Regions from separate parts of the Homo sapiens genome. Here region 2 is linked to region 1. Evidence: chromatin contacts called from ENCODE Hi-C or POLR2A ChIA-PET data. All regions are on one chromosome and are shown on one strand. Each heading gives the region's core, a stretch centred on a gene start or an enhancer-like site at or near the end of the contact. The rest is flanking DNA. Distances are from core to core; before and after follow the strand shown. Region 1 has its middle 18 kb from the start of SCGB1D1. Region 2 holds the start of ASRGL1 (asparaginase and isoaspartyl peptidase 1).

Evidence for each region. Hi-C counts contacts between places; a loop is a spot of excess contacts on that map. ChIA-PET counts read pairs that join two places held with the same protein, here RNA polymerase II (POLR2A). Pooled maps may share reads with other maps.
Region 2: a pooled map shows a loop between it and region 1 (2.4-fold over the local background). The contact joins the promoter of ASRGL1 here to the enhancer-like site in region 1. A Hi-C loop is called at or near these places in 13 of 168 maps with a recorded cell type or tissue (CD14-positive monocyte, CD4-positive, alpha-beta memory T cell, CD8-positive, alpha-beta T cell and 8 more), 24 of 37 single-sample maps with no recorded cell type and 18 of 50 pooled maps. POLR2A ChIA-PET finds 5 or more read pairs at or near these places in 1 of 52 experiments (Panc1).

The regions. Positions count from the first base shown.
Region 1 is chr11:62,169,168-62,175,056 of GRCh38, reverse strand. It overlaps the pseudogene EEF1DP8. Among named protein-coding and RNA genes, the nearest start is that of SCGB1D1, 18 kb to the left of the region's middle. Within about 2 kb of position 3,661, at least 2 of the 41 ENCODE cell types and tissues checked have a DNase peak (open chromatin) inside an H3K27ac peak, as active enhancers do.
Region 2 is chr11:62,336,159-62,341,660 of GRCh38, reverse strand. ASRGL1 (asparaginase and isoaspartyl peptidase 1) reads right to left here and starts at 4,213. Exons shown (of 7, transcript NM_001083926.2): 1 at 4,087-4,213; 2 at 3,494-3,771. The coding sequence starts at 3,683. RefSeq lists an enhancer at 3,633-4,302.

The DNA of each region.
Region 1 (5,889 bases), core at 2,412-4,911:
CCGGGTTTGAGCAATTCTCGTGCCTCAGCCTCCCAAGTAGCTGGGATTACAGGCACACGCCACCACGCCAGGCTAATTTTTGTATTTTTAGTAGCGATCGGTTTTTACCATATTGGGCAGGCTCGTCTCGAACTCCCGACCTCAAGCAATCCGCCCACCTCAGCCTCCTAAAGTGCTGGGATTACAGGCATGAGCCACCGTGCCCAGCTGCACTACCCTACTTGTGCTGTTCATAATGCTGCAAACCAGTGCAGATACCATTTGGGACACCACCTAGAGTTTGGGGACCCTTCTTCATCCACCTTTAAATTGACTTCATACATCATCTCCCATTAGTGGAGTACATCCATAACCCAGATCTAAAGAGTACGTTCTCTGGATGGCCTGAAGCTTCTGGAAAGCAGGCACTTTTTAATCGTGATACCTTTTACCTCAGTAATACAATACAATTCCATAACTTTGTATTTGGAATTAACTTCAAACTCCAATCGATGTTGCAATGATATGTCTGTATAGCTTTACCCAATTCCATTTATTGTTGAGGGCTTATTCCATTTGCTTTAGTAATACAGTCTCCTTGGGGCAATTCTATTCAACAGAGACTCAGAACAAGGGTCTCATTTTACGGAATTTTCCAACGGGTATGCAAAGCCTCAGACATCAAATTACAACCATATATCCCACACCCTCCCCAGAGCTCTGACAAGGCTATATACAAATTCAGTGGCAAAACAGAGGTGACATAAACTATAGTGAACAGACTTTATGTGGCCTAAAACCCTCCTAATGTCTTGATGAACATGCAGGATGTGTTCAAATCAGCTGTGGGGCTCTGCTCCTGTGAAATCATCATGGCCCCAGGAGAGGTCCAGCAATTTTCCTCTGCAATAGAGCAGATTCTTGAAAGTCAAGGAGTTTTGGCCGGGCATGGTGGCTCACGCCTGCAATCCTAGCACTTTGGGAGGCCAAGGCGGGTGGATCACGAGGTCAGGAGTTTGAGACCAGCCTGGCCAACATAGTGAAACCCCGTCTCTACTATAAACACAAAAAAATTAGCTGGGTGGGGTAGCAGGCACCTGTAATCCTAGCTACTCGGGAAGCTGAGGCACGAGAATCGCTTGAACCCGGGAGGCAGAGGTTGCAGTGAGCTGAGATCGCGCCACTGCACTTCAGCCTGGGCAACAGAGTGATTCTTTGTCTCAAAATAAAAAAAGAAAGAAAGAGAGAGAGAAGAAGGAAGGAAGGAAGGAAGGAAGGAAGTCAATCAGTCAGTCAAGGAGTCTCCTTCATCCTAAGTTCCTGTCAAGGCTGACACCAACGTGAGGCTCTCTTCCAATACATCTCTTCTACCTGGGGAACTGATCTTACCTAAAGGAATGTCAGAGAAAGAACTGCCTGGCAGCGAAGTAAGCCAGGCCCTAACACCCTATCTTGACCATCCCCGCAGTTAGTAAGTCGTGCTGGACCTTGCTTGAGATACCTGCATCTCATGGTAAGTCTGTCCCACCTTGAAAACCAGAGACTTGAGAACGTCAAGCACAACCACATCAAAGGTACCACCCAAAGAAGGGGAGTCTGAGACCACCCAAAAGAGGCAGTTGGTATCCTCTGCAAAAACAGGTGCCACTTAGGATGATGAAAATCAGATTTTTTTTCATATTTAGCCTAGAAGGAAAAGGGGTTACCCCTTTGGCACCCATAATGAGTTGATGGCTTTTTTTTTTTAACAGAATTCTAGAAGAACTGCACAGAGAAGCAGACTGAATAACCCCAAGACTTGTAATGGACCAGCAAACTTCTGAACTCATACTCACCTAGGATCCTTGATAGCAATTATTTTTGCTTAATCTCACGGTTTTCTGCTGCCCACTGGGAAGACCCTTCTTCCCCAATAGTCCTTTGCACTGAAGGGAACAATAAAAACATTATGTGAAAAAAAACATATATTGCAGAAGAACAGAGCAAAGTGGTGTGAGGTCGCTGTCCACATCTCATTGTGTATTTCAACTCTCATCCTGCCTGTATTCAATTTCAATAATTATCCAAGACCTATCTTAAACCTAATTTCCTCTTTCTTTCCAAAAGCTCCTCTATCTGAAGGTTTTTTCTCCAGCACATGTTTGAACTTCAGTTTCCTCTCATCTTATTTCTCTGTAGATTTCATCCTATCTGCTCTCCATCCATCAGAAAAGCTTAAATATTTCTCATCAAATATTGTCACTTGCTTGTTTCCACTATACTGTAGAGTTTGCCACTTTGTTCTTTTGTTGTCATTTTAAGTTGTTATTTTTTTCAGATTTCTAAAGAGGATGGACAAGGATTAAACTCATGCTCATCCTGTGTTCTTTATCCGGTCTCAAGTGATGCGTTTTATTTGTTGACTTCCATTACGGTCAGGTGCTTGACTGACAGATAACTGTGACGATCATGGGCTTGTGATGGCAAAGGGCAGGGGTTTTTTTTTTTTTAAGCAACTGTAACTCCCTCTAAATCTCCTTTTGACATTTGCTTCTGTAATAGAAATGCTAATCTTTCTAGATGTGTGGTAGTGACAAAGAGGAAAATAATCCAGGGAAGGGAATTGGAGCAACAGCAGGGAAAGAAGTTCCAGTATTATTTCTTGTTTTGTTTTGTTTTCAGACAGAGTCTTGCTCTGTTGCCAGGCTGCAGTGCAGTGGCGTGATTTTGGCTCACTGCAATCTCCGCCTCCCAGGTTCAACCGATTCCCCTGCCTCAGTCTCCCGAGTAGCTGGGACTACAGGCAGGCGCCATCGTGCCCAGCTAATTTACTTTTTGTATTTTAGAAGAGACGGGGTTTCACCATGCTGGCCAGGATGGTCTCGATCTCCTGACCTCATGATCTGCCTGCCTCAGCCTCCCAAAGTGCTGGGATTACAGACATGAGCCACCACGCCCGGCCCCAGTATTGTTTAAGTAAGAAAGCTAATCCAGCTTTTCGTAATCCAGGGTAAAATTTGTCTATCTGTGGGACACCACTAACAGGATGCCCTGATGCCTCCCCAGGTTCAACAGGGAAGAGGCGGGCAGGCAGACAAGTAAAATTAAGGATTTGGGGTCCAGATATATTTTCCCATCTCTGGGTTATATGGACTGTGTGAGCTTGGAAAAGCCATTTAATCTTTTTAAGTCTCAGTAAATAAAGACTACACTTTCTTTACGTGAAAGTCAGTAGAATTAAATAATAGTATGTGTGAAAAACCCTCAGCTGTGCTGAGACGATCCCTTTAACATGAACCATCCAGTCAGTCTCATCCCGCTCCAAATAAGGCACTTTGGAGTCATCTTCACTTCCCTTCTAGTTTTATCCTTCAAATCTTCCTTTTCATCCCACACACCACAAACACAGTCGCAGCTACCCCCTTCTTTCCCTCTGTCCTTGATAGACAACCCCTAATCTCATTTCTTCTCAGCTTCTGTCTCCTTGGTAAGAAATCTGACGAGATAAATAGTATATACACCTGCTAGGATAACGCACAGTCCTCTCAAGAAGAAACGACCCTGTCAGTTGTTTTGACCTTATGCAAACACGAGTGAAACTTGTATTTCATTGTGTTCACTTTGAGAACGGCATCCAGGAACGGAACGCAAGGGCTCCTGCTAGTGACGGATGGTCTATTTCAAGTGTTCAGAGATTCCAGACTCTACATGAAATGGCGCCACCTTGAGGCTCAAACCTTATTGTTGGCGTTCAATTTAAGAAAAACTCATCAGACATCTCCTACTACAGGCCAGCCTTTGGTAATTAAAAGAATAAAACGGGCCGGGCGCTGTGGCTCACGCCTGTCATCCCAGCACTTTGGGAGGCCGAGGCGGGTGGATCACCGAGGTCAGGAGTTCGAGACCAGCCTGACCAACATGGTGAAACCCTGTCTCTACTAAAAATACAAAAATTAGCCAGGCCTGATGGCGCGCGCCTATAATCCCAGCTACTCTGGAGGCTGAGGCAGGAGAATCGCTTGAGCCTGGGAGGCAGAGGTTGCAGTGAGACGAGATCGCACCACTGCACTCCAGCCTGGGTGATAGAGCCAGACCCCGTCTCAAAAAACAAACAAACAAAAAAAACAAAACAAAACAAAAGAAAGAAAGAAAGAAAAAAAAAATGGCCACGTAAACCAACCTATACATAGGAGGCTTTTTGGAGGACATGATGAAGAGGTGAAGAAAGAAAGTACCTAGGCTGAAGGAACAGTCTAACCTCCAGCTACCTGGCATAGAGTCAGTGCAGAAGAAGACCTGATGGGAACTCAGCAGAGTGGACTCCTAGGAAGAGGGTGAGAACTGCAACCAGGTGAACCAAGACTAGGGAAACTGCTTCTGATTATGCACAGGGGATAAGATCCAGCCCCTGGGGAGCGGTGGTTAACAACAAGTACACATCATGTAAGTGCCCCGGGCACCCCTTAGTGCAAGGGGAGCTATAATTCTACCAGAACACTCTGGATGTATACATATGTTCACACAAGACCTTCCTTGTGGATTAAGACAATATAACAGCAATTTGAGAAAGAAGGTGGCTCAGGGGACACTATCCCACACAGTGCAGACAGGAAATTCTGAGCGGTTTATCATTTGGTCAGTAGGAAGTCATCAGGAAGTCATCAGAAAGTCATGAAAGTCTAGAATCAGTGGCTTGCTCACCAGCTGTAAAGGAGACAGTCATGAGTTAGGGATCAATAATTGGTAATTATCAGAGATCAATAATTAGTAATTTGACAGAGATTTACCAGGGAGGAATCAAAATTCCCCACCTCTGAAGGGTGGCGGGGGGATATTTTTACTGTGTCTCAAGATCCTGCTGGCTCCTTTAAGCCATATGTGACATATTAATCATCTTTCCACATACAAACATGCACTTGAATGACCCCTCTAGAGTCATTTAAGGACAGGCTAGGGCCATTTTTAATATGCTAAAGAACAGAGCACTTTCCCAGGCTTAGGGACTGTGGATGGTCCCAGAGACTCCAATGGTCCAGGAAGTGGAAAGTCCTCACCCATGACACTTACTTTCCTCCCAGGACTGGAGGGCAAAAGAGGAAAACAAGAAAAATATGGAGAAAATATGAAGAAAAAACAAAAGAATGTGACAATTCTTGTTCCCAATTTTGAAACAACTTCACATATTCCTTAAAACAAAGATGACAACATAAAACTATAAAAAGGTATCAAAAACCTCACAATAAGGCTTTTCTAATTACTGGGGGAAATGGCAGCCATTCCTCCCGCAGCTGTGCTGCCTCCTCGTCCTCCTCCTCATTGTTGCTGCCAAAAAGGTCAATGTCATTGCCCTTGTCATCCTCTGCTGGTGTGGTTGGCTTCTTGGCCAGGGCTCCACTTGGCACATGGGAGACACGTGCTGGGTCTGAGGGACTGTGGCCCGGTGGCCAGCAGAGCTCTTCTCCAGCACGTTCAGCTGGGCCTCCAGCCTGGACATGGCCTGCTGCAGCTCCTGCACCACGCTGCTCAGCCTCTGGTTCTCCACTTCCAGACTGGCGATCAGGACAACAAGCTCGCTGTGTTCTCCGTTGGGGCCGCTGGAGACCCTGGGGCCTGAGCTTCTGGCCAGGGATTTCTGGATGTTCTCTCTGGCTCTCGCAATGTCATGGAGGATCACGCTGGCGCCATTCTTCTGGCGGGAGGTGCTGGCCACAGGCCCGTTCATTTGCTCGTACAATCTCCTTTCTGCAATGTCATATTTGAACTTGTCAAACCAGATCTTCTCATATACTGAGAAGTTTGTAGCCATTTTTCTGATGCCAGCCAAGGACTCAGCAACGAGGGAGGAGGAATCGGTGGACGTGGGACGCCTGAGGCAAGAGAACAGAAGACTTAATGTTGTTAAGATGTCAATACTACCCAAAGATTCAATGC
Region 2 (5,502 bases), core at 2,964-5,463, 170 kb before region 1:
GGCTAGTAGATTCTAAACCTGGTTGTATCTCAGAATCACCTGGGAATCTTCAAAACAAAGAAATGAATACCAATTCCTAGACCCCACTACAGATTTTTACCTTATTGATTCTACATTGTAAGTCCAGAAAGAGACTGGATAAATGAAAAAAATCCTGTTTTCAGCCGGGCGTGGTGGCTCACACCTGTAATCCCAGCACTTTGGGAGGCTGAGGTGGGCGGATCATGAAGTCAGGAGATCCAAGACCATCCTGGCTAACACAGTGAAACCCCGTCTCTACTAAAAATACTAAAAATTAGCTGGTCCTGGTGGTGGGTGCCTATAGTCCCAGCTACTCGAGAGGCTGAGGCAGGAGAATCGCTTGAACCTGAGAGGTGGAGCTTGCAGTGAGCCGAAACTGTGCCACTGCACTCCAGCCTGGGTGACAGAGCGAGACTCAGTCTCAAAAAAAAAAAAAAAAAAAATCCTGTTATCTCAAAGATTCTCTAATAGCTTGTAAATTGAATTGTAGAGAGAATATCTCAAGTGCTGTGTAAATATCGCTGAGCTCCAGTGAAAGCAAATGGTCATTTGGTTGCCAATCTAAGTAAGTTTTTAAAGAATATTCCTAGCATTCAAATTTAAAAGTTCAGTCTTTACAGTGTTGGTATCTAAAAATCAACCACTTTTCAATTTGACATAAAGTCAAATGCACACTGAAACAGGAATAGAATGTAAATAAACATAATGTTTTTACAAATGTTCAGGCAAGTTGTGTCATGAATGCTAATTACTGCCACTGAACTCAATACCTACTGGGAGTCAGCTTTTTGTATGAAGTTCCCAAACAGTTATTTATTCTAGAGGATTATAGCAGAGGATGCTGGGAATATTGCTTGCCGGTAGTGACCTTGGCTGGGAAAAGCCAAGGTCCACAGTACGCTGTTAAAAGTCCCACCTTTCCCCCCATAATCTTTGCTTTCCCTCTTTTCAGCTCTACTCTTTTCTTCCTCAATATGCGGAATAGAGGACATTTGAAAGATGAGAGGGCAGACGTTGAGAAGGAAGGCCTCTGGATACAGAGCAAAAAAATGAGAACTAGCTGCTCCAATTCCCTAATCTGTGCTTCCCAATGCATGCAGATGACAAATTGTTAGAATAAGAGATGGTCGGAAACCAGAATGACCCATTTCAAATGAAGGTCCTGTGTAAATAAGTGAGGGTTTGACAGCCCAGGGGGTGCTGAGTGCTAAGAAGCGTAAGGTTTAACAAGTCACCCACAGAAAGAGCTGGCTGCTCCCTCTGCTGGCAAAGTCAGTGCCTATCTGGTAAATTCTGGCTCTACAAATGGAGCCATGAAAGCACACTATTAGGTCTCATTTTAAATTCAGATGAACTTAATTTTATTTTCAGAGACAGAGTCTCACTCTGTCACCCAGGCTGGAGTGCAGTGGCGCAGTCTTGGCTCATTGCAGCCTTGACCTCCTGGGGCTCAAGGAATCTTCCTACCTCAGCTTCCTGAGTAGCGGCGGCTACAGGCTTGTGCCACCACGCTCAGCTGATTTTTGTATTTTTTTTTTTTTGTAGAGATGGGGTTTTGCCATGTTGCCTAGCCTGGCATTGAACTCCTGAGCTCAAGTGATCCGCCCACCTCAGCTTTCCAAAGTGCTGGGATTACAGGCGTGAGCCACTGCACCGGTCTCAGGAAGAATTACACAATTTTTCACAAGTGTTAAAGAGTGCTGCGTAAAGGGGACAGAACAAGAGTAAATATTTGATGATTAATTAAGATTTCCTGAAATTCTTTTCCCTGACAGATGGGTGGTATAATTCCAGGAAGTATTTCAATCTCTAGCCTAGATCTTAGGTTTGCCATTTTAAAACAAAGAGATGAATGTCTTCCACCAAGTTAATCTGTTTATGCCTTAGTCTGATCTGAGAAATGAGGATAATAATTATGCCTAACTTATACCTAACTCATTTAACTCAACTGAGTTTAAGTGATTAACTCATAAGTGAATCATTTAATGTTCATTATGAGTTAACTTGAGTTAGTTTAACACAAGTTAACCAACTTAAGAGAGTTACATGATCAACTCATTTAATGTTCAGATTCAATAAATCAAGCAAATTTCTTAGACCACTGCCTGATACATGGTAGATACTCATATTAGCTATAATGATTAGTATTCCAAAAAAGGGTGGACTGAGTGAAAGAAGCGAAACACAAAGGAATACACTCTGCACTCCAAAGTTAACCTGAAAACTTTGGAACCTTGTCGGGGGAGGTAGGACATGCCTCATTATTCCCTCCTCCCTTTTGGAATTCAGGCCCAGCTGACCAGCACTAACATTAAAACAGATCTTAAGACTGACAAAGCAGACTTTGTAGCAATAAGATACCAAATTCCAGCGGGACTCTAGTATGACATCACATGACAGATAGCAAGCCCTGAAAGTGAAGTATTTTACCCCAAATTACGTTTCTTCGCCATATCTTGAAATAGTCCTGCAAAGCTAAAGCTATCTCTTGTGGGGAAAATCTACATTCTGAAGAGAATCCCCTTCCTTTTCTAGGCCTTTTTCCTGATTCAGGAGAGAATCAACTCTGATAAGAAACATTTACAATTTATTCTCTCAATAGACTGCTACCTGGAGACTTCCTCTGCCTAAGGGAAATCTTGGTCTCCTCAACCTCTTATCTTAATGCAGACATTCCCTTCTTTTTTCAGTTTTTTTTTTTTTTTTTGAGATAGTCTCGCTCTGTCGCCCAGGCTGGAGTGATCTCGGCTCACTGCAACCTCTGCCTCTCAGGTTCAAGCTATTCTCCTGCCTCGGCCTCCCGAGTAGCTGGGGTTACAGGCTCCTAGCACCACGCCTGGCTTTTTTTTTTTTTCTTTTGTATTTTTAGTAGAGGTGGCTTTTCACCTGTTAGCCAGGCTGGTCTCGAACTCCTGACCTCAGGTGATCCACCCGCCTTGGCCTCCCAAAGTGCTGGGATTACAGGCGTGAGCCACCGTGCTAAACCGCCTTCTATTAATTCTATCTGCAGCCACAAGTCCTTATATAATCCAGACATTCCCTTCTGTGGATTCCAGGTGTTTGGACAAAACTTTAAATCAATTGTTCATCAGAAAATCTTTGAATCTTAACTATGACCTGGAAACCACTCCCCCTCCCCCAGTAGTCTCACCTCTCCAGATGGAACCAATGTATGTCTTGTATGTACTGATTGACATCTTATGTCTCTCCAGAAGCACACATTCTCAGGATTTCCCAAGAGCTGTATCAGAGGCCATTGGTCACTCATATTTGCCTCAGTATAAATCTCTACAAATATTTTAGCGTTTGACTCTTTTCAGCACAGGTAGAAAAATTAAATATTGTTTCTTTTTTACATACTTAGTTTCACCCCAAAGCTCATTAGATTCCCTAACACTATGTAGGTTCTATTTATTCTGAAGAAGGAGCTTGACCTGACTCACATTATTTACTAGCTGAAAGGCACATTTACCTGCGTTGAACTCGGGATCGTCTTCCAGGGCGACGACAGCTCCCTCTACGGCATCCACGGCGCTCCCGCCCTCCCGGAGGATGCCGTAGCCCACGGTGGCGGCTCTGACCATGCCCTGGTGCACTCGCTCCTTCCGATCCTTGGAGATGGGACCGGCTCCGCCGCCGTGGACCACTACGATGGGATTCATGTCGGCGGATCCTAGGCAGCAGGAAGGCGAAAGCGTCGTCCAAAGCCAGCCCAAGGAAGCCGCGCGGGTACAAGGTCCTCGGGAGACCCTGTGGGGACAATGCCCAGTCTCTGTTCTGAACGGCTGGGTTCGCAGCTGGGGGTGGGTAGGGGCGGCTCGGTCGAGCTTGGTACGAAAAGCCCAGGGGCCCGGCGCCCTCCCGCGTTCCTCTCCGCCCCCGGCCCGGACCTGCTGGGGGTCTCAGTTTCCCCGGGGACGTTAACCCGCGCCCACCGCCGCCCGCCTCCAAGCCCCGGCGCCGAAGGAGGATGTCTATTTCGCCTTCGGGAAAATGTCTATTTTCGTTTATTTCATTCGCCCTCCCGCGTCTCGGGCGGCTGCTCCGGGAGGGCCGCCGACTTACCCAGGGCACCGCAGGACGCGGACGCCGAGACCTCAAGCTGGGTCGAGCCAGCCCCGCAGCCGCCCGGTACCGCCGCTCCCCGACGCCGGCTCGAAACCGCTCAGCCCGCAACCGCTCTGGTCACAACGGTTCTGCGCCTGCGCACGAGGGCGGGACCGCCGCACGGCCCAGTTCCCATAAAGCCCCGAAGGCCGGCTGGCGCGCACCTGTCTCACTCCTCTCAAGAGTCTACGCTCTTGGCCGGCCCGAGCTTCCTGGTGGCACGCGGGGAACCTCCTGCTCCTGACCAGGCTAGGGGCTGGGTGGTTGGGTTGGTGGCGAGAAGCGTGAAGTGGCATGCCACGATTTTGTAATTGCAGATTGAAAAGCAACGCTAGGCTGTGCGCAGTGGCTCATGCCTTGTAATCCCAGCACTTTGAGAGGCCGAGGCGGACGGATCACCTGAGGTCGGGAGTTCGAGACCAGCCTGACCAACACGGAGAAACCCTGTCCCTACTAAAAACACAAAATTAGCTGGGCGTGGTGGCGCATGCCTGTAATCCCAGCTACTCTGGAGGCTAAGGCACGAGAATCGTTTGAACCTGGGAGGCGGAGGTTGCGGTGAGTGGAAATCGCGCCATTGCACTCCAGCCTGGGCAACAAGAGTGAAACTCCGAATCAAAAGAAAAAAAAATTATACTGGGACAATGGGCATAAACAGGGACAGATCCAGGCAAACTGTGATTGATCTCCTGTGGATAGGAGAGTCCTTTCCCTTCTTGTTTACCCACAACTGATAACATATTTTACCACTCTTGGGAATTCCCTTTACTCCTGTTTTACCTTCGTTTCCTGCCTTAAGGCCCAGTTTAAATGAACCCCTCCTGCAAAGCCTTCTCCCTGGCACCCCACTAAGGATCAGTCATTCCCTTTCTAGTGACCTATTGTTAGAGATTACCACAAATTTATTGGCTTCAAACAACACACATTATCTTACAGTTCTGGTGGTCAGAAATTCAAACTGGGTCTGCAGGGTTGAGTTCCTTCGGGAAGCTCCAGAAGAGAATCTGTCTTTTCTTGCTTCTACAAGCTGCCTGTATCCTTGGCTCATGGCCTCATCCTCCATTGCCAAAGCCAACAGCCTAGCATCTTTAACTCTCTCTCCCTCTGGCCTGTTTCTGCTGCTACGTCACTTCTCTCTCTGTCACCATCATCACGATTTTCTTTTCTGACTCTGACTCTCCTGCCTCCTTCTTAAAGGAAGTCCCTTGGGATGACATTGGGCCCACCCAGATAACCCAGGATAATCTCCCTTTCTTACAATTTCTATTCTCATCTGCAAAGTCCCTTTTGCCATGTGAGGAGTGTTCACAGGTGGAGATTCGGATGTGACACCTTTGAGGGCCGTTATTCTGTCTCCCACACTCACCTCTTGGA